3 separate regions of the Homo sapiens genome follow, and all the other regions are linked to region 1. A link is a contact called in ENCODE Hi-C or POLR2A ChIA-PET data. All regions are on one chromosome and are shown on one strand. Each heading gives the region's core, a stretch centred on a gene start or an enhancer-like site at or near the end of the contact. The rest is flanking DNA. Distances are from core to core; before and after follow the strand shown. Region 1 holds the start of SLC37A4 (solute carrier family 37 member 4). Region 2 overlaps CBL (Cbl proto-oncogene). Region 3 holds the start of DRC12 (dynein regulatory complex subunit 12 homolog).

Evidence for each region. A loop is a pair of places that touch in the nucleus more often than their neighbours do. ChIA-PET counts read pairs that join two places held with the same protein, here RNA polymerase II (POLR2A). Pooled maps may share reads with other maps.
Region 2: a loop to region 1 is called in a pooled map, with 4 times the contacts of the local background. The contact joins the enhancer-like site here to the promoter of SLC37A4 in region 1. A Hi-C loop is called at or near these places in 5 of 50 pooled maps. POLR2A ChIA-PET finds 5 or more read pairs at or near these places in 2 of 52 experiments (RWPE1 and T-cell).
Region 3: a map of ovary shows a loop between it and region 1 (3-fold over the local background). The contact joins the promoter of DRC12 here to the promoter of SLC37A4 in region 1. A Hi-C loop is called at or near these places in 3 of 168 maps with a recorded cell type or tissue (lower leg skin, naive thymus-derived CD4-positive, alpha-beta T cell and ovary), 3 of 37 single-sample maps with no recorded cell type and 12 of 50 pooled maps. POLR2A ChIA-PET finds 5 or more read pairs at or near these places in 5 of 52 experiments (H1, K562, PC-9 and 2 more).

The regions. Positions count from the first base shown.
Region 1 is chr11:119,029,627-119,032,214 of GRCh38, forward strand. SLC37A4 (solute carrier family 37 member 4) reads right to left here and starts at 1,251. Exons shown (of 10, transcript NM_001467.6): 1 at 1,223-1,251. RefSeq lists a silencer at 706-865.
Region 2 is chr11:119,258,814-119,261,401 of GRCh38, forward strand. All of the region lies in intron 2 of CBL (Cbl proto-oncogene), which reads left to right. Among named protein-coding and RNA genes, the nearest start is that of MIR6756, 53 kb to the right of the region's middle. RefSeq lists an enhancer at 1,805-1,864. Within about 2 kb of position 1,303, at least 4 of the 41 ENCODE cell types and tissues checked have a DNase peak (open chromatin) inside an H3K27ac peak, as active enhancers do.
Region 3 is chr11:119,194,549-119,197,136 of GRCh38, forward strand. It overlaps DRC12 (dynein regulatory complex subunit 12 homolog), which reads right to left and starts at 1,293. Exons shown (of 7, transcript NM_001145018.3): 1 at 1,251-1,293; 2 at 876-951; 3 at 375-446. The coding sequence starts at 939.

The sequences.
Region 1 (2,588 bases), core at 1-2,500:
CGGAAGGAGGCATGCCTGTGAGCCAGGCCAGCACCCTGTGTCCCCAGGATTTCTGCCTTTACCTCCTCTATCATGTCTGCTTGCCTGTGAAACCAGCTTTGATTAAAGGTTCAACCTAATTACTTTTGTCTGCCTGAGCCCAGGGGAGGCAGGGGTGGGATGAGCAGAGATGCCCTCTCTAGCCCTGCTCCCTCAGTCACAGAACCTTCTCATTCATTCACGGAAGGTTTATTAACTTACTAGTTGACAGGCACTGCACTTGGCACTATTAGTTTCTACACCCACTCACCACCACCGCACCAAAACACAAAGTCAGACACATACCCCGGCTACCCCACTTCTAAGCCTTCTAGAGAGGGCCTCAATCCGTGGAACTCTCAATACTTAGCACATAATAGATTTAATTGTTTCCTACAGTTGCCCCTTGTAATTCTGTGCAAGGGGGACCTCCCCAGTTCAGGTCCCACGGTGTCACACAGAAAGCCCCGCTAAGGGCTGAGGTCCTGATGGGGCCCCACAGAGCTACCTCTGGGTCCCCATTACCCTGCGACGTCAGTCTGGGCTTCCTTCGGGCTAGCTGGGGGCTGCAGGGTCTGGTTTCCAACCTGTGGGACGTTGGCAGGGGCCGCAAGCAGAGGGACTGGGCAGCTCGTGGGCGGGAAGGTGCCCCGGCGGGCTTCGGGCTGCAGGGCACAACCGTCCCGCCCAGGGCCCCGGCAACATGCCCCGGCTTTTCCGCTCAATTGGGAAAGCAACTGGAGCAGAAGGCGTAGGCGCACGCGGAGCGGGCGACCGCACGTATTCTCCCGGAGGCCCCGCGCTTCTGGCACCCAGAGGCTCAGCCTGGTAGGGGAGGGCCAGGCGGCGGGCGGGAGAGGAGGAGAGGCGGCGGGCGGCGAAGAGGCGGCGGGCTCGTGGCACCTGCCCAGCCCCGTGGGTCCTCACGCTACCCAGGACACGCTACTGTGCGGCTGGGAACCACGGGGGCCGGGGGTGCAGGAGCTGGAGAGGTGCGGAGACCACAGGACTGGCGCGATAGAAAGGGGTCTCGTGCTGGTGGTCAGGGACAGCGCCTCGGTGGCCCCAAGACCCATGAATTGTCTCTGGAACTGCAGGAACAGCTCCGGGTCGTATCGGAAGTTGGGGTTCGCCAACAATGGCTCCCCAAGACCTGAGATCCCCGCCCTCAGGTGACTCCCCTCCCCCGCATACCGCCTCCTACCTGAACAGAGGCGGGAGCCCGAATAGGACGGGGCGGGGCTAGCGAAGGCTGCGCAAGCGCGGCCGGCGGGGGCGTGGTCTTCGCCTGCTGCTTCGCTTGCCGGCCAGTGGAGTTCCCCGCCCCACATGCCGGGGACGTCGACTTACTCCCTCCCGCTGGTCACGCTGCTCCTTGGACGAACGAGCATAGCGCCCCTTAGGGGCTGGGCACGGCATGTCCAATTCTTAAGTGGTTGCATTCAACAAACCAGTTTTTAGTGAGTGCCCTCCTCTACAAAACACACCGAACACTAAGGTGATAATCATTGTTCCCAAGTTGCTCACAGTCTGGGAAAGGTGTTGTAGGAACACACAGTATTTTCTTTTTTTCTTTTTTTTTTTTTTTGAAACAGTCTCGCTCAGTCGCCCAGGCTGGAGTGCAGTGGCGCGATTTCGGCTCACTGCAAGCTCCTCCTCCCGGGTTCACACCATTCTCCTGCCTCAGCCTCCCGAGTAGCTGGGACTACGGGCGCCCACCACCACGCCCGGGTAATTTTTTGTATTTTTAGTAGAGACGGGGTTTCACCGTGTTTGCCAGGATGGTCTCGATCTCCTGACCTCGTGATCCGCTCACCTCGGCCTCCCAAAGTGCTGGGATTACAGGCGTGAGCCACCGCGCCCAGCCCACAATTTGGAATTTTAACTTGTGGTTAGATTGTTGGGGACAGAGACGGGGCCTGGAGTAAATATCAAATTCTAGTCCTAGACCCACAGCATTCTAACTGTATGACCTTGGTTAATCTCTATGAGCTCCCGTTTCCTACCAGCCTGGTAGATCATTGTGAAGACTCAACAGATGATTTAGATAAGAGCTCAGAAATTCTATAAGAGTTCTCAACAACAATGGTTTTCACTGATCCCAGTTAAGAGTTGTGAGGAGTAACAGTAGTGATGCTATTTTACAACAATGATGACTGTGTTCTCAGAAACAGAGCAAATGTTAACCCTGCCCATAGCTTCAACAGAAGGTAACATAGCCTAACAAAGTCCCCAACAGTCCCAATCAGCCAGCACTTCCCGACCTCTCCCCAATAGAAACGATATTATAAAAGCCTCAGCTTGTAAGCGATCAGGGTCTCAGCCAGACTCCTGACTGGAACTCCTTGCAGGCTTATTCCTGTGAATAAACCTGTTTGGCCGTTGAGTTGCCTCCTGTCTCTCGCTCTCTTCCCTTATATCTTCCTAACAAGAGTGGCTGAAGGAATTGTAAGTGTTCCAAAATTGAGAGCAAAGATCTTTTACTCCAGAGAAGATGGTCAGGGAAGGGAGGAGGAGGAGATGAGATAAAATAGGATGACAGGCCGGACGCGATGGCTCATGCTTGTAAT
Region 2 (2,588 bases), core at 53-2,552, 230 kb after region 1:
AATGATGTGGGTATTTTGTTAAGAATTGCATTGAATCTATCGATTGCTTTGGGCAGTATGGTCATTTTCACGATACTGATTCTTCCAGTCCCTGAGCACGAGATGTGTTTCCATTTGTTTGTGTATTCTGTGATTTCTTTCAGCAGTGTTTTGTCATTCTCCTTGTAGAGATCTTTCATCTCCTTGGTTAAATATATTCCTAGGTTTTTATGTGTTGTTTTCTTTCAGCTATTGTAAAAGGGATTGAGTTCTTGATTTGATTCTCAGGTTGGTCATTGTTGATGTGTAGCAGTGCTGCTGACTTGTATACGTTGATTTCGTAACCTGAGACTTAACTGAATTCACTTATCAAATCTAGTTGTCTTTTGGAGGAGTCTTCGGGGTTTTTTTTAGGTATGTGATGATATTATTGGCAAAACAGAGATAGCTTGACTTCCTCTTCCAATTTGGGTGCCCTTTCTTTCTCTTGCCTAATTGCTGTGCCTGGGTAAGTTGGTAGTCTTATGTGGCTTTAAGTTTCTTGTATTCTGCTTAAGATACATTTGTGATTTTTTTCTCCCATGTATTGTTTATTCTTATGTTTTTCCCCATTTATTGAATATACCTCTGCTTATTTGACAATACTGAAATTTTGTGTATTTACTTATATATTAGAGCCACTATGCAAAAGTAAACAGTATTTACTAAATTTATGTGAATTTAGTAAACACAGTAAATACTATTTACTTTTGCATAGGGGCTCTAATGTTCAAGTTCCATATAAATATAAATATTTCTGGTGGGAGAATTATGATAGATACCACTGGATGGGTGTTAGAACTCCCCAAAATTGATAATTTTTGAGGTGCTAAGATACTAAATGTGTTTTCATCAAGCTTATATAAAAGATACTGAGAAACAAAGATTGGGTCTCAAAGAGATGGCATTAGTTTCTGCCTTAGGTGAGAACAACTAAAAAATTGGCATCGTTTTCTTATAAATATAGCTCATTTGGGACATGGATTGTATTTCCAAATACCTGTCACATGGATTTATTCTGCCTTTTGTAGGAGAAACCTGTAATATTGTTCTTTTGTATCCTTCCGATTCTATCTCACTTACCTCCACACTCTTCTCAAAGGGGGAAACTCAGTTTCAGCTTGATTATCTTGTACAAGGGCACTAGCAAATGGACCGTTCCATTCCCAGAGATGCCAACAATCTTACACAGATTATTCACAAATCTGTTTTCCCAAGCTACCTGCTAGTTATACTCATGTTAGTATCTTCCCACACTCAAAATACCTGAACACTGAATGTATCCTCTTCATCAGCAAACCAACTTCCTCTTTCATGTCCCGTTACTGAGTTAGTACTGTATAATGTAGTGAGTAGTGATGATGAGCATGGATTGATTATTGGCTTAGCTTCTTTTTTTTTTTTTCTTTTTCTTTTCTTTTCTTTTTTTTTGAGATGGAGTGTCACTCTGTCGTTCAGACTGGATTTAGTGGTGCAATCTCGGCTCACTGCAACCTCCACCTCCTGGGTTCAATCAATTCTCCTGCCTCAGCCTCCCGAGTAGCTGCGACTACAGGCACGTGCCATCACGCCTGGCTAATTTTTGTATTTTTAGTAGAGATGGGGTTTTACCATGTTGACCAGGCTGGTCGGCTCAGCTTCTTTATGCCTAAATTGTCTCATCTGTAAAATGGGGATAATATTGGAATCTGATGGGATTGTAAGTGAGAATTAGTTAAATAACAAAATACGTAAAGTGCCTGGTACTTAGTAAGCCCTTAAAAAACATTAGCTTTTACATTATTACCAATATATTATTGGTAATACCCTAGGTTTATCTCCTCTCTTACTCAGTCATACTCTTGATTTTACTGCTGCAGTCTGTCTCAAATCTGTCTTTATTTTACTGCCCCTGTTACTTTTCTATCTCAGGCTCCCATTACTTTTCTACTGCACTACTATGCTGATTGATCTCTCTGCTTTCGCAGTTTCTTCTTTCATTCACCTTCTACATTGCTATCATTTTCGGTCTTAAAATGATCAGATATCACTCCCCAGTCCCAGATCCTTAATGACTCCCCACTGCACTGCATTTGTATTTTCTTTCACTTTGGCAGTTAAATCTCTACTTTTTTTTTTTTTTTTTTTTAATGGAGGCAAAGTCTCCAGGCTGGACACTACAACCTCTGCTTCCCAGGTTCAAGCGATTCTGATGCCTCAGCTATCCGAGTAGCTGGGATTACAGGTGTGCGCCACCACGCCTGGCTAATTTTTTGTATTTTTAGTAGAGATGGGGTTTTGCCATGTTGGCCAGGCTGGTCTCGAACTCCTGACCTCAGGTGAGCCGTCTGCCTTGGCCTCCCAAAGTGCTAGGATTACAGGCGTGAGCCACCGCGCCTGGCCTCTAGATTCTTTTCCATGGAACATTTATTGAAGATTTCTCTAGTTTTTGTCCCTTTTAATAGTCTTATATTCGGACAGAGAACATTCCATGTTCTTTCTCAAGTTTTGCAAAGCTTAGTATTAGCTACTCTGTTTATTTGTTCAGGGAAATGCTATGTTTAAATGGAAATCGATGTCTAAGTTACATA
Region 3 (2,588 bases), core at 43-2,542, 160 kb after region 1:
ATAAATAAAGTAGCCAGGCATGGTGGTGTGCACCTGTAATACCAGCTACTCGGGAGGCTGAGGCGGGAAGATTGTTGCGGCCCAGGAGTTAGAGATTACAGTGGACTATGACCATACCACTGCACTCCAGCCCGGGCAATAGAGCAAAATTCTGTCAAAAAAACCAAAAAAAACAAAAAACAAACAAACAAAAAAAACACCTTCCTTTATCAACTCTCACTGCCCACCCTCTCTCATCATCTTTTTCCACTAGGGGATGGTTAGGGTCAACTTAACCCCCCACCATACCTCCAACTCTCCAATCCCCCAGGATACAGAAATGCCCCATTTCACTTCCCCTGTTGCCCACCCATGCCAGCTTCTACCCTCCTTACCCAAGTGGTCTCGGAGCAGCTCCTTCTCCAGCACCACCAGCCTGTGCCTGGACTCGGCCACCACATCTGCACCTGCGGTGGCAAGTGGCAGAGCCTCAGCTCTTCATGATCTCAGCATTCCTCACTCTGCTCACATCCTCACCCCACACCCTGCACTTTTGCCACAGCAGACCTGAGGACCACTAAATGAGGTATCCACAGTGGCAGAGTCTACTGAAGTCAGCACCGTGTCCTCACCGACCAGCACATAACAGATATGCAAAATACACATGACAAATATATTAGGAAGGCACAGAGCTAGATGGGGCTTAAAGGAGAGCGTGGGTGACCATTTCCCCACTTCCTCAGCTCCCTGGATCTGGCTGTGAGGACATGAAAGAGGTAGGTCAAGAGAGCTCCATCCTGTCCTGCAGAAGGCTGAATTCTCTCTGGAGGAGCTCTGCGTGGTCTTCATGGCAGAACATGGAGAAGCAGGGGGCACCTCCACCCACCATGACTCACCCCAGTTCTTTTTCTTCTTCTGTGCCCCAGATTTCTTCCCTTTTTCTTTGTTTTTAGGTGGCATCTCCTTGCTGTCCTGGGAGAAGGAGGGGACCTTATGTTTAGGTCTGGACACAGGGATGCTTTCCTGAGCTTTAGACTGAACCAGGAGACTCTCCTGAGTCCAAATTTGTCTCTCATATCCTTCAGAAAAGTCAGTTCACAGTCTCTTTGGAACCTCAGACAGGGTTGGGGTCAGTGGGGAGGATGGAGTTTTTTCTCTCAACCAGGCTGACTCTGTACAGAAGTCATTCCTTGCAACTCTCTTTTAGAGAAACGAAATCCCTGTACCTGCTCCCCTCCCTCTTCCCATCATCCTCAACCCTCACTTCCTACCTGTAGGATCCTCTCCTGCCAGCGTTGGGGCTCCCCGTGGAGTGACCCACTCGTGGGGAGTGGCAGAGAGAAGGCCCAACTAGCGAGGAGCCTGAGGCGGGGCCTGGGTCCTGGGAGCCAATCCTTGGTGGCAAATTTCTCTTGAGGGCAGGACTGAGGGCTGGAAGGTTGGGTTTCCAGAGGCTGTATGTTGTCCAGGCAACTGGGAAACATGGAGTTCACAGGAAGGTGGAATGGGCTAAATCAGCTCACAAAGTTTAAAATATCAAGGTCTCAAAGGGTCAGTTCTTTCCTTATCCCAAAATCCTAAGTATAGTTTGAAAAGAAAGGGCTTTGGAGGTCGATTAGTTATGATTCATTGCCATGTAGACATGGCCTGCAATTTGGAGACTTCCAAATTCAGATGTACACATCTGAGATAATATGTGGTGCTGATACAGAGGAAAAGGACTGACAGTAGCCATGTTGGACAACTGACATCCCGAGGTCCCACCAGCAAAATGACATTAGTAGGCTTAAAACTGAAGATCTAAGCTGGGGCGGTGGCTCGTGCCTATAATCCCAGCATTTTGAGAAGCTGAGGCAGGAGGATTACTTGAGGCCAGGAGTTCGAGACCAGCCTGGACAACACAGTGAGACCTCATTTCTACAAAAAAATTAAAAAATTAGCCTGGTGTGGTGGTGCACACCTGTAGTCTCAGCTACTTGGGAGGCTGAAGCAGGAGAATCACTTGAGCCTGGGAGGTTGAGGCAGCAGTGAGCTATGATTGCACCACTGCACTCCAGCCTGGATGACAGAGGGAGACCCTGTCTCAAACAAACAAAACTCCCAGACCACCGAAGATCCTCTTCAGTACACTGTAGAATGAGGGTAATAAGTGCAGGAATAGGTAGTCCAGGGAGTTTCCCACTTCAGAGAAATGAGACGCAGAGGAATAGTGGACCCATGGACTCTAGGGTACTGACCTAGAGGGATGCAAGTGTGGAGGAAAGAGCTCAGGTTAGAGACAAGACATGTGAGTTTGAGTCCCAACTGTGGATATGTAAACTGAGGCGAGCCATTTGACTTTGCTCAGCATCAGTTTCCTGATCTTTAATTGTTTGATTTTGCAGCTCTTGAAAAGCCTGTGTTTTAGCTGCGTGTTTACATGGCTATCTTCTCTCCTAGTGACTTAATCTATTGCTACATTTCCCCATTCCCTTGTGTGGTTGATTTTCAGACAGGTGTTGAGACATTGCTTTGTGAGGCTCCCTGTAGCATAGAGTTGGTTGGGGCTCCCTCTAGTGGACTTGTTTGACCTTCTCCTGAGTTTCCTACATTTTTGCTTTTAAATTATT